Regions from separate parts of the Homo sapiens genome. Here region 1 is linked to region 2. A link is a contact called in ENCODE Hi-C or POLR2A ChIA-PET data. All regions are on one chromosome and are shown on one strand. The core of a region is the stretch at or near the end of the contact, and the rest is flanking DNA. Distances in the headings are between cores, read along the strand shown.

Region 1 (7,022 bases), core at 2,774-5,273, 350 kb before region 2:
GGAGTCTAATTATAGGAGCTACTCCTACACCTCCATAGGCAGCTTGCTTGGGATTTTTTCTTAAATTATTAATCAGAGGAAAGATAAATTTGCCTGTTTTACTTATACAGGGATGAACTGTCTCCTAGCTGATTTTTATTTATTTATGCATAAAAGTCTATTTTTTATGGTTACTTACTTTTATTATTTCCTTCCCTGAGTCTGGAGGATAGAATGGTCAGATTAGTGTATGTTTCATACAACCCTATCTGTCATTGCAGCACAGCCCTCATCTATAAATATTCCTTAGGCTCTGGTGTATAAATTGCTTCAATTGTTAAAGTGTATAAATTGCTTCAACTGTTAAAGATGTATCTTCCCATATTCCCAGTCACTGGAATTCAGAGAGCTTAGGTCATAATGATATCCCTTTAAACCCAATGTGTCCCAACATGGACTCAGTGTCATTTTCTTTTCTTCCTCTCAATGGCAGCTCCTTTCTGTTCTCAGTCAGTTGCCCAAGCTGTAAACCTGAGGGAACCTTGGACACTTCCACTCTTTCTCATGGGCCACACTGAATTAATCAGCAAAGACTCTTATTTACACTTACCAAATGTATGTCCCTTCTCCATTCCCATCTTCTTCACCATTTCTCACCCAACCAGTGAAAGAGATGCCTAAATGACCTCCAGGTTTTCTATCCACTATCCAGGTTTTCCATCATAATACTGGGGACTAAGTGACAAATATAATATATCCCTTAAAAAAACACTCAATGGCTTTGTAATATCTTTGTTTTAGAGGTCAAATTTATAACAAATGGTACTATGCAATGAATGGCATAGGGTTACATTTTGGCCTCACTTAAGTGACAATTCCAAATCCATGTACAACCAGGGAGTTCTTCACTTTCTCATAGATCCTTTGCCAAAAATTAGGGGAACAATTTTTTAGAAAAAAATTACTGAAATAAGCAAAAGAAATTTCTTTTCTGAGTCATGGAAGTAACTAAACTGAGCATGAAATTGTTACCATAAATTGCACTGAGGAATTTCTATTCAGCTCCTGTTTATGAGTTTGGGGGCTGTGGGTAAGTTCCCATTATGTGATTTTTCTGGCTGCATAACACAAAATACTCGCAATATTAATATGATAAATAGGAACACATTTAGCATCTCAAGGAGTAAAAGGTAATCTTCAGATTGAGGGAGAATCTAGCTAGGTGATTTTTAGGATTCAGAAATAGATAATTATGTTGAGAACGAAGTTATGAGTATAAACAATTCTCTCAATCCGTCTCTTTGCCGATTCTTCCTTTCACCTCAATTGAAAATTGAAAATTATTTTAGTGGGAGGGCTATAGAGGAGTAGAACATATTTATCGAATTCTCCACATTTTGAAATGGCTGGTTCACTTTCTTATCAGGAAGAGGGAGAGATGGCCACATTAGCAGCCTCACTCCATCAGTTAGACATATGTCAGGTACCTGCAATGTTCTTCACAGATACTAAGCAAGTACTTACAGATAAATAAATAGTTGTATGTATGCTGAGTGCTGCAAAAGAAAAGTATCTGTTGTATTTGAAGGAAAGACCTGTCGTATCTCAAAATGATATTTTGAGAAGCTTTCATTTGAGCAGTATATTGGGGAACTCAAACAAAGCCTTTTCATTTTGATCATGCCAAATCACCTATAGAATTCACTTATAGAGATGTATCTATAGTCATATCAGAAATTGGCTGCTAAATGGTTACTTAGGGTAACCAAACAAGTCTGAGACAGCCATGGACATGTTCATGTCAGGAACAAAACAGAAAAGTAGTCACTTGTAGAACAAAGTCTAGAATCAATGTAGGAAAAAAAAAAAACTGAATGAAACTAGGACTAGAAGATTTGAGTTTGAGTCCCAGCTTTGCTGCGTGGCCTTGGATAAATTGACTAGCCTCTGTGAGCCTCCATATTCCCTTAGTGGTCTTCCCATTGTGGCTCTACTTACCTAGGAATAGTGGTGTATTAGTTTGTTTTCATGCTGCTGCTGAAGAAGCAAGTCACATTTTGCATGGATGGCGTCAGGCAAAGAGGAAACTTAGATATTATTTTAGCTCCTGGCTCCATGATTTTTATATAAAAGAACAAGACAAATTCAGCGAAGATTTAATATTTGAGTTTGCCAAGGAAGGTTTTCTTACCTAGTGGATGCAGTCTTAGGTACTATGCCTTAAATTAGAAGGCACAGTTCCTAGTTCCTCCTTCTGATGCACCATTAGCTATAAATCACACCAATTAAACTACAATTTGTGCATCCACACTCTGGCACTTTCACTCAACCTGCCAATAAAATCTTGAGAGAATCACCATTGGCAGCTAGGCCCTAATAATATCTGAAGTTTCCATTTTCCCCCACAGAGTTTCACATTTACTCTCTCATGCATGATGCCCTTTGTGGCTTTATTTTTACAGCTAAGACAGGAATCTAATTCCACTTTTGAGATAAATCTCAGAGAGAGGAAGTAGTTGTGTAGGCAGGTTGGGATATTTTTAAAAAACTGCATTGGTATGAATTACTTTTGTCACCGCTTTCTATTTATACTGTACAATTCAGTTTACCAAACATTTTTATCTGTTTCTTCATTTGATCTTCACAGCAGTCTTGTAATGTAAGCAGGAAATCAGTGATGTCTCCATTTTATAGACAGGGAATATAAAGCTTCAGGAGAGCTTCACGGTTTTTTTTTATTCATTTATTGAACACCTAGTCTATTCCTAACAATGGACTATGCCATTTACAACTGCTGTTGCATTTACCTTTCAAAAAATCTGATCAGGTAACTACTTTTTTTCTATTCTGCATATGAGAAAGCTGAGTATTCTCTAAATTGAGTATCTTATGCAAAATCCACACTAAAAATCAATAATAAACTTATGATTCAAACATGAATCAGATTTATCTCAGAGCCTTAAAAAATAATAATACATCAGTTACTCCTGTCAGCCAAAGAAAACAAGCTTTGCCAACTTCAGGAAGTTTCTGTGTTGACTCCATTTTGCAATAAGTCTGATAATCAGAGAAAATCTGCCTTTATGAATCTATAAAACAAAGCATGCATGAAGCCAAATTGAAATTTGATGTATGTAATTTTCAGAGTTATATGCATATTATATGAAATAGCTAGTTAGGGATTCAGATTGTTATTTGCCTATAAAACTTACTTTATTTCACACATTAAAGAATTCATGAGTGTTTGGCTGAAACCTCTGTAAAGTTTCTCCATCCAAGCTGCAAGAGATTGTTCTAGTCAAAACAAATGATCCCAATTCTATCTGAAAACAGAGAAGGGGTGAGGAGGAATGGAGAAAGACATACCTTAATTCAGTGTGTTATTAAAAATTATTCTAAAAGGCTGATCTATTTAGTATTAGATCTGGTAAGCTAAAGGATCATTTCTGTTTATCAGAACTCTTCATTTAACTCATCCAATTCAGCAAGCACTTACGTTAGCATTTATTAGCTGATAACTGTGTGCCACACGCTATGCCAGGTGTTAGGATACAGAAGAAAACATGATAACATCCTTGCCCTCATGGTATCCATAACTGAGTTATTAATGGTCAGTAGCAAAGAAGTACAAGAGATAGGTGCATACATCCTCTTCCTTTGTGGAGTGCAGAAAAGATAGACTCTTTATATTGTCTAGAATTTCTGGTTAAGTTGGATTCTGATGAATTTAGTTCATAATCTATTTGTCTCTCTCCATCTCTGTATCTCTCTCTCTTTTTCTATGTCTCTCTCTCTCTCTCACACACACACAAACACACATACACACACACACACACACACACACACACACTCCCTCTCTCTTGGATTTGTAAGCCAAACATCTGTAAGTCTTTAGCAATGGAAAATTCCACGTCACCACTTCAACACAGAGGCAGGTTGGCAACTTGAGAGATGAGCTAAGTCGGGTTGAAGTAAAAGCTAGTAAAATCCTTAGGCAGTAGCCTGGAGAGATCCACCCCAAATCCTTCCAGTCACCAGAGCTCAGCGCTCTTGACGGAGGTGAGCATTCCAGTGCGTATCTGGGAGGGGAGCCACGCTCCTCAAATAGTTCCTAATGACGTCCTTCCTGACAGGATGACTTGAAAAGCAGCCAGGGTGAGAAAAGCTCTAAGTGTACCTCTAAAGCCTAAAGTAATGTGACTGGGCCCCTTCTGTGCATATCTGGCTCTGAAATCCCAGGAAAACTAGAAAAAGAAGAGGTGATGAAATGGCAACCGTCTAATATTTTCTGAGCTCCAAATAATTAAAATTATTTTTGTATCATCATATGAAAGAATGTTGACAAAGCATTGCTTCTTGAAATTGAGGTGTAAATAGTGTTCTATGGCTAATCCTCTTATGTGTGACTATTTGGTTAAGAGTCCGGTGGAAAGAGAGCAGTAGTATATTTGTTTGGGATTTTCTAGTTTTAAACATTCTGAATTATCATATTTCATTGATTATAAGACTTACATCTTCCCCTCTCTACAAAATACATTTCAGCTTGTGAAATCAGAAGAGTCTTGTGTCCACCCTCTCCAAGAAAAAGATGCTTTTATTCATTGATGGTGCTTTTTAAAATCGATACTGCTTAAAAGGATGGAAATAAATTACACTCTCTTGGATATTCAGAACAACAATGTATGGGGGTAGGGATGATTTCTATATTTTACAAATGAGAAAACAGCATCTCTGAGTGGGTATGGTATTTTCTTAACATCTCTCAGAGCCAGGACTCAAATCCAGAAACTCTGATTCCAAGGTACTGCTTTGAACCCCAAGTTGCTCTTCTCACTCTATAAGTAACCAGATAGTTCACAAAGATTTAACCTGCCCCAATTTGTCCATTTTAACATGGAACTGACTGTATTAGCGTCTTTCCATGATAGAAGGGTTTCTTGATATCCTGTTACCATCTAAAAAGAACATGATACTCCTCAAATGGAGCAGATATTTAAATACCAAATGCTCTTTTTGTATTCACAAGATGAAACTAGAAAATTACAAGTAACTATGCACTATCCTGTGAGCCTCTTGAGGAAAAAAATCTGTTCAGTGGATTCGGTATCCCCAGCAATTAGGATTGTGCAAGGCATGTAATAAACCCTGAAGAAATATTTACTGAATAAATGAAAGAAGGATGTTTCCGCCAAAGAAATGGAAACATTTATAATTGCTCACAGCATCTCATCCCTGGAGCAGTGATTACATGCTCTGCTAAGAATAGATGTAAACCATTTCTGCTTCATCCTTACCATGTACCCTTCCTAAGCCTCAGTGACAATGAGGGTCACATCCAGGTAAACAATATTGTGACCCCCAACAGACTACACACCATTGACATTTACCCCAGCCATATTGGAAGTTGTCCTAAAGCACAAATTTCCTTTATTATAAGACACCAAGAGCTTCTAGTTCAGATGTGTCTATTTAAAGCATCGCGTGTGTACAGCAGGTGGTCTCTTCAAACTAATTCTCCTGTAGTGTGGAAATGGATAACTCAGCAGGAAAGCAGTCTCTGTTGCTTGGATGTGCAGAGTCCTGTTTACAGCTCAGTGATCTTACCAGTTGTTGTTAAAGCTGCACACGTTTATAATGAACAAATAGAAAGAGGGTGCCACTGTCACCATTAGTACCACTAAGAACTGCATATGTCTTTGTCCTGACAGGAGTCACCAAAGTAATAACAGCAACACCTATCTTATATTTTCAGAACACTTCAGTCAAATCTCATTTTGAGTCTCACAACCACTTTGTGATGTGAACCTCACAATTTGTAGATGAACAAACTGAGGTTCAGTAACTTCCCAAGGCCCCACTAGTAATAAATGACAAGATTAAGACTAAAAGCTGGCCTTCTAACATAGAGTTCCTTTTTTTTTTTAATTTTACTCCCAGTACCTTTTTTTTTTAATTATTATACTTTAAGTTTTAGGGTACATGTGCATAACATGCAGGTTTGTTACATATGTATACATGTGCCATGTTGGTGTGCTGCACCCATTAACTCGTCATTTAACATTAGGTATATCTCCTAATGCCATCCCTCCCCCATCCCCCCACCCCACAACAGGCCCCGGTATGTGATGTTCCCCTTCCTCTGTCCATGTGTTCTCATTGTTCAATTCCCACCTATGAGTGAGAACATGCGGTGTTTGGTTTTTTGTCCTTGCGATAGTTTGCTGAGAATGATGGTTTCCAGCTTCATCCATGTCCCTGCAAAGAACATGAACTCATCGTTTTTTATTATTCACAATAGCAAAGACTTGGAACCAACCCAAATGTCCAACAATGATAGGCTGGATTAAGAAAATGTGGCACATATACACCATGGAATACTATGCAGCCAGCCATAACATAGAGTTTCTAACCCTGTTCCCTCCGTTTATGGCTTCCTCTTATCTGGCAATCATGAGACCCCTGGATGAGGTCGTGACTGATCGAGGGGCATGCTGCCCACCATCTCACTTGGGAAAGGGGGAGGGCAGGCCATGGCCTCATGCTATTGCCTAACCCACTGAGTGTATTGTTTTCTTATCTCAGAACCAAAGTAAGCCACCTGAGTCTCGAAGACATGAGCAGCTGGGCAGTTTTAATCAATGCAGATTAATCCTACTGCATTAAACAATGCCAGCCTTCTCACAGGAGGCAATGCCTCCTTTTCTGTGTGAATGGTAGATTTGCATTCTGAGTCGCCTTACTTACCCTTAACAAATTGCAAACAAGTGTATGGCAGAGCCCCCCTCACTGTGTAGTTTGTGGTGTTCACACCTATGACCTTGCTCCATCCAAGTGTCCATCAGTAGCTCAAGGCCTTGAGATAATACTGATGAATGAAATCACTGATATTCCTGAAAATAGCAGCAGCTTTGGAATTGGACATTATTCTCCTGGACTCCAAGTCACTATGAACTTATGAGAGTACCCTGAGTGGTTGCCTAGCAGATGAGAAGTTCCACCTGATGGCAAGTGTCCCAAAGTATGGCCATCTGTGGCTCATTCCT
Region 2 (6,815 bases), core at 2,438-4,937:
GTTCTTTGGGGTCAGACATCCAAAGCTTCAAATCCCACCACTAGAAGCTACATGGCACTGAACAAGCTCTCTAACCATTTTAGACTTCAGCTTCTTTATCTGTAAAAGGGGTATAATAATTACCATTAGGCAATGTTGTTCTGGGGACTAAAACTCATGTCCAAAGAGTGCTTAGCACTCTCCTTGGCACATAGGATGGATGTGATAAGAAAGAACTACTATTTCTTTAAATGCCTATTTTAGGGTTTCCCTCAGGGAAACTGTAACTGTAATGGGTAACCCTGGTTTAAAAGTTTCCCAAATAAAGCCAGATGTCAAAATTATATAGCTCAGAAAAGGCTGGCTTTCTTCATGATCAACATGTACATCTACATCCAGTAAGATCAAACAAACAGAAGTGGGCCTTTTAAATGTAAAATTACCACATGACCCTGCAATTTCACGCCTACATAGATACTAGAAGAACTGAAAAAATATATTCAGACAAGTACATGTATGCACATGCTCATAGCAGCATTATTCATAATAGCCATAAAGTAAAAAGACCCCAAATGTCTATCAGCGAATGGATGGATAAACAAATCATGGTACTGATTGTGTGCAATAGAATACTGGCCATGAAAAGGAATGAAGTACTGATGCATGCTGCAACACAATGAACTTCCAAGATATTTTGCTAAATGAAAAAAGCCATATACAAAAGGTCACATGTATGATTCAATTTACGTGATACATCCAGAATAGATGAATCCATAGAGACAGAACACAGATCGGTGTTAGTCAGGGGCTGAGAGGAGTGGGGAAGGGGAAAAACCTGCTAAATAGGTCAGGAATTTTACTTTGGAGTGATGGAAATATTTTGGAACTAGATAGAGGTGGTAGTTGCACAACATTGTAAGTGTACTAAATGCTACTGAGTTGTTCACGTTTAAATGGTTAATTTTATGTGACGTGAATTTCTCAACAAATTTTTTTAAAGAAATGACCTAAATTACACAAAGAGCTAACAATAAAAGAAAGACCTTCTTGATGATAAGAGCTGAAAACAGGGTAAGGCTGGCAGGAGTAAAATCAATGAAGGGCCCCCAAATTCTCCCCACAGTAGTATAGATCAGTTCTTAAGAGATAGCTTTGTGGAGTCAAGGGCTCTTCCCCAGAGCCTAAGGTAGTAGCAGGAAAAGGCCTGAGGTAGGAGTCAGGAGCTGTGACTATGTCACTAAATAATCAGCGCCTCTCCCCTGAGCCTCAAGCTCCCTCAGTTGCAAACCCAGAAAACTACCTCCCGAGGCTGTTGTGAGGCTCAAAGCAAACAGTGAATATGAAGGTTTTCATTACCCATTATAAAAATGCAAAGTTTTCCATGTGCTTCAGGGTTGAAATTCCAGCTTGTTGTATGTCCCTGAACAAGCTACTTAACCCCTCTAAGTCTTGTTTTTGTCTCTACCTACCTTACATGATTGTTGGAGAATTAGAAATAATATACGCAAAGTGCCTGGTACCCACTAAACCCTCAGTAAGTTGAAGCTATTGTTAAATGGGTGGGAACAATTTCAGCAAGGAAGGGAAGGAATAAGAGAAAATGAGCAAAATGGGTGTTGGGATGAAGGTGGGAGTCAGTGGAAATGTCATGGCCAGTGCAGGATTATGGCAGCCTAAGGGGAATATATAATCTAGAAATGGCATATGTGCTGCCCCCTTTCTCTCCTGCATTCATATCAGATACTACCAATCAATCATGTATTCTTTACTGCTGCACCAAGATATGGCCTCACAACACTCATCACTTTGTTCTAAGCAGCCACGGTCAATTGAAGGGTATTGGCATGAAGATGAAACCCATTTGTCACTTCTGTACTAACAGTTTCTTGGAGGATGAGGGATGATGTGTCCCTAAGAGTACACATAATTTCACAATTTGTGCCATGTACCCAGTTAAAATAAATTGGTGGAAGGAACAGGGGTGACTTATCTATGCAGTGTGCAGCACAATCGATTATGAGTTCTACCACGTACTTGCTCTGTGACCTGGGACAAGTCACTTCAGCCTTCTGAACCTGTTTTCCCATCTATGAAACAGGAGCAATGGTACCCAGCTCACGGAGTTGCCAAAGAGCTCAAATGAGCTCATGTGTGTGAGATAAGAGATGAGGCAACACCTACATGTGAAGAATTTTTGAGGAAGAATGCCCCACCTTGTTGTTGGAGACAGGAAGGATACAGACCATGCTGAGAGTTTAGTGAGATTTTTCAGCTCTGCTATACCCCAGTGCGGAAAATGAATTCCAAAGTCAAGACCCCAAAATCCTATTTCCCTAGTCTTTCCCAGTGAGGTCCAAGGCAGCCAAGTCATACAATGAGGAGGACTTCTCCAATCAGGTACCTTGAGGCTGGAGCTGTAGGCTCTGCCAGGCCAGGGGTCTTCTCTGACCAGGAAAGGGGCAGATGTCTAGGGTTTTCCAGATCAGTACCTAGGACAGGGAATCTAGGTGAAATACACAGCCTTGACCGCTGAAGGACTCAGCAAAGGGCAGGCAAACACCCTTTTGGTTTTTTTCCTTTTCTTTTCATTTTTTCGTTTTCGTTTTTGAGACAGGGTCTCTGTTGCCCAGGCTGGAGTGCAGTGGTGCAATCAGGGCTCACTGTAGCCTTGACCTCCTGGGCTCAAGAGATCTTCCCACCTCAGCCCCCTGTGTAACTGGGACTACAGGCATGTGTCCCATTGCCCGGCTAATTTTTTTTAATTTTTATAGAGACAGGAGCTCGCTATGTTGCCCAGGCTGGTCTCAAATTCCTGGGCTCCACTGATCCTCTCACCTTGGCCTCCCAAACTGCTGAGATGACAGGGTGAACCACCATGCCTGGCCACCTTTCTTTTCAAAGCTACTCCCTAGCCTAATGCCCTTCAGTGATTCCTCTTACTCATGGATAAAGTAAAAAAGACCTTGAAGGCCAGCCTCACCTTTTCCAACCTCACCTTCTGAATTTCCCTACCCTTAACCCATTGCTCCAGCCATTCTCTCCATTCCCAAATGAACCAGGCTCTCTCACACACACTTCCCGGCTTTTGCAAGTGCTGTTGCCTTTTCCACACAACGTACTCCACACCACCATTCACCAAATCCATTTAACCAAACTGTCTTTCACACATCCTTTCAAACTAATGCCTTCCGACGGATCCCTGCTTAGGGTAATATAAGCCTCTCTTATGCATTCCCTTGGCAGCCTATACTACCCTTCATCATAATATTTATTACAATAGACTGTTGACAATCTGAGAGCAGGACTGTGTTTTATGTTTATATCTTCATGGCTTAGCACAGTGCCTGGCACCATAAATAGTGTTCAATAGTCATTCAAAGAAAAAATGAGTAATCGATGAGAGACACCAGGTTATGATGTAACATTGCAAAGTATATAATGTTTTGACAGCTCTTTCTTCTTCTTTTCTACCATTCTTTTAATCATTCTTTTCTTTGATTTATTTTAATGGGCAAACTCGGAATCGGGTGTCATTGCCAGCCTCCCTGTATAATTAGGAAAAAAAAAATTTCCCCAGATTTTCAGGGAATACGGGCTGATAGTCACTTTCCAGCCATGCAAAATGTGAAATTAACATAAAGCTACACAAAGCTTTTGTGACAATGGGCCCTCTGACTCAGCTTCAGAGATGAGAGCAAAGAAGCAAAGAATTGTCCTTGGTTCTTTTCACATCCTCCCCCTAGTGGCAAGAGCTCCAAGTAAGCTAAGGAAGAAAATGAAACCCATTTGGTCCAGAGCTCTCTCTTTCTCAATGCCTCATTCACAGGCTTTAAAACACATCGAGATTCCTTCACATCACCTATTCCAAGAGAAAATGACTGACACATGTGAGTGGTCCAGGCTGCATTCTCTCTCCGTGAAGTCACCAGAGCTATAGTCGTAGTCCTGGGTGATCTCTGGTCATCTGATACAATTGTGCCCAAGCTGGGACCCCAGACCTCTAAACATCAGAGGAAAGAGTACTGGAGCAATGGGGTCCTCAAGAGGATTTGGACATATTAAAATGCCTCAAAAAATTGTATCATTGCTGGAGATGAAATTGGAAACCACTGAAGAAATTGGCAAGTATCTTCGCCTTCCCCTGTAAATTTATCAGCTTACTGTTAAATCAGCACTGCTTATCTCCCACTCACCAACAGTAACTTATCTTGAATTAATGGAAAATAGGAAAATAAGTAGTGGCTTCATACATGTTGTTGGTAAAGAGTGTAAGCTGTGTTTTAAATGGGAGCTTATAAAGGTAAAAAAAAAAAAGTGGTTATTTGCAATGAAAAAAACCAGGACCCACTTCCCTGCTACCCTGTTGGCCTTTGAGATTTAGATAAACTAGGCTGCTTTCAGCAGGGGAGCATTTCTCATGTCCAGGCCATCTCATCAGACATTGGAAGAGGAAAGGATTCATTTGCCTACACTAGCAAATGGCAAATAGTTATTTTCTAGAAAGAAATTCAAACTGATTTTTATCTATTTTAGCTCAAAAAATTTCAAAATCTCCTGCAAGTCCACTGTATGAAATTCAATTTCCTTAGTCTTTTTTATTCTACCTTTTTCATTTTGTTCACCCCAATTCCACCCAGTCTTCATATAATTCCTATGCCCCAGTCTACGAAGTTTCCTCACCAAACTATGACCATATTTTGAACATTCACTCATTCATTCAACACACACTTACCAAAAGCTTGTTATGGCCCAGGCATGATAAGCACTGGAGACACCATGACACATATGGTCTCTACCATAATGGAGAAAACAAATATTAAGTGCAGAGACATGGGAAGGCTGGGTTGCTGTATGAGTCCATAACAAAAGTACCAAATCTGCATGTTGTTTGAGTGGGAATGACTTCTTAAAGAGTTACTCTAAAAAGTCACCATTTAAACTGGAATCTGAAAGATATAAAGGAATTGGCCAGATAAAGAGGAGAAAGAGCTCCAAGTTGAGTAGTGATGCTTTACCATATGCAAAGTCCCTGAGTAGGAAGGAGCAAAGCGATGAGTAAATTGTACTTGCTCACTCCAATCCTCTCTCCTGGACCCCTTGCCTTACAACCTCTACTAACTAAAACCCCTAAGGTTCAAATCCTATCTCTTCTTGATAACCATTATCAAAAAGCATTTAACCTTCAACTGAATTATAGGATTTATTATTTTCTTAACATTTACATGACACTAACCTATTAAAGCTCTGTGTTGAAGGCTATTAAAATGCTTGTTCTATTCTCTCAGTTATTAATATATTACAAATTACTGGAGAGCAGAAATCTTTGCAATCCTTGCGTATCCTAGCAGAAATCCCTGCACGTAGTAAGAACTTGAATAGTTGTTGGATTGAACTGGTTTTCTTTACATTCCTCACATCTAACCTTAAACCTAGCTGGCACTCAGATATTTCTGTAAGTAAAACTGGAAAAATGAAAAATGTTTAAAAGTCCAGAGAAGAATAATATTGTGAAGGGTCCGAGATCTTACCCTATTAGCAGGCTATCAAGTTATCCTGTCATGGTTGCATGGATGCTGGTAGAAGATATGAGACTCCTTGCTAGAAACAAAGAACCCAATTACTGATGGTGCAGCGAGCAGCACGAGTATCGGCATATTTGTGTCAGCTCCCCTTGGCCCCAAGTTCATGGGGATGATGCAGCTGGGGCTACGTAGATGCCTGAGCACGTACAGTACATTGCATTACAGAGAGGAACCCTGACCTATGAGAACACAAATCTTTTATAATAGGCAGTAAGCATGAGGCCTTTTGCTCCAGAGAGAGATGCTATATTTCCTAAGGTTGTTCGTTATACAAAACTGCCACAACAAAAGGCAGAGAAGACCTCCATTTGTAAAACATACAGAAACATGAGACACCCATGGAAATTATTTCCTAACTCTGAGTAAGCAGGTATTATTATTGTTTATTGGGTGCTTGTATATGCCAGGTCCAGTGCTAAGTATTTTAGATGCATCATCTTTTCTATTCCTCTCAACAAACATGAGAAAACATTAACAAATTTATGGAAAAATATTTTTATAAATTAAGATGTTTAACAAAGAAACAATAGCAACCAAGGAGAATCTGAAAATACACAGGAGCATTAGGAGGTCTCAGAGAGGAGCTGTATCTATTAGCTGAATACTATCTGGACTCACTTCATCTGCTATTCCTGCTTTTCCTTCCTATGCTTCTCTGGCCTGCATGGTAGATTATGGATGACCCAAGCTCCTGCACTCACTTGATATAGTTCCAGCCAGCCTCAGAGAATGATTAAGAATCCCTGGATCTAATTGCCACTTCCATCAAAGAGAACATAATCAACACTGTATATGTGTGTTACAGAGAGAGCTTTATGTTAATATAAATAATAGTAACATGAATTAATATATAAAGAGATCCACTTTTTTCATAATAATTCCTTAAGTTAAGTAAAATATTGTGATAACACTTACTGGTCTGTATCTTCCACTAGCCTGTTAGCTCCTCCCAAGCAGGGATCCTATCATTTAACAGAATTATAATCATGTATATAATTATAATTATAATCCTGTATATAAGAATTATACAGAATTATAATTATGTATATACATGTATTAAGGATTTTCCTGTCACTAAGATTATTTTTAAAAATACTAAATTCTTGCATAATATTCCAAATTGGGACACTTCTGCAAGTTATTTAATCACTTTTGAATACTTAGACTATTTTCAATTTTTCACTACTATAAATAACATTGCAATAGTCATCCTTTTCAAAAATCTTAGCTACAGATGTGATTATTTACTATGGA

What was found. Hi-C counts contacts between places; a loop is a spot of excess contacts on that map. ChIA-PET counts read pairs that join two places held with the same protein, here RNA polymerase II (POLR2A). Pooled maps may share reads with other maps.
Region 1: a loop to region 2 is called in a pooled map of heart left ventricle, with 2.0 times the contacts of the local background. The contact joins two enhancer-like sites. A Hi-C loop is called at or near these places in 3 of 50 pooled maps. POLR2A ChIA-PET finds 5 or more read pairs at or near these places in 2 of 52 experiments (Caco-2 and WTC11).

Annotation. Positions count from the first base shown.
Region 1 is chr11:83,638,670-83,645,691 of GRCh38, reverse strand. All of the region lies in intron 18 of DLG2 (discs large MAGUK scaffold protein 2), which reads left to right. It overlaps DLG2-AS2 (DLG2 antisense RNA 2), which reads right to left. Exons shown (of 12, transcript NR_187249.1): 3 at 3,192-3,302; 4 at 1,978-2,090. Among named protein-coding and RNA genes, the nearest start is that of DLG2-AS2, 4.5 kb to the right of the region's middle. Within about 2 kb of position 4,023, at least 5 of the 41 ENCODE cell types and tissues checked have a DNase peak (open chromatin) inside an H3K27ac peak, as active enhancers do.
Region 2 is chr11:83,290,048-83,296,862 of GRCh38, reverse strand. All of the region lies in intron 1 of CCDC90B-AS1 (CCDC90B antisense RNA 1), which reads right to left. Among named protein-coding and RNA genes, the nearest start is that of CCDC90B, 7.1 kb to the right of the region's middle. Within about 2 kb of position 3,687, at least 2 of the 41 ENCODE cell types and tissues checked have a DNase peak (open chromatin) inside an H3K27ac peak, as active enhancers do.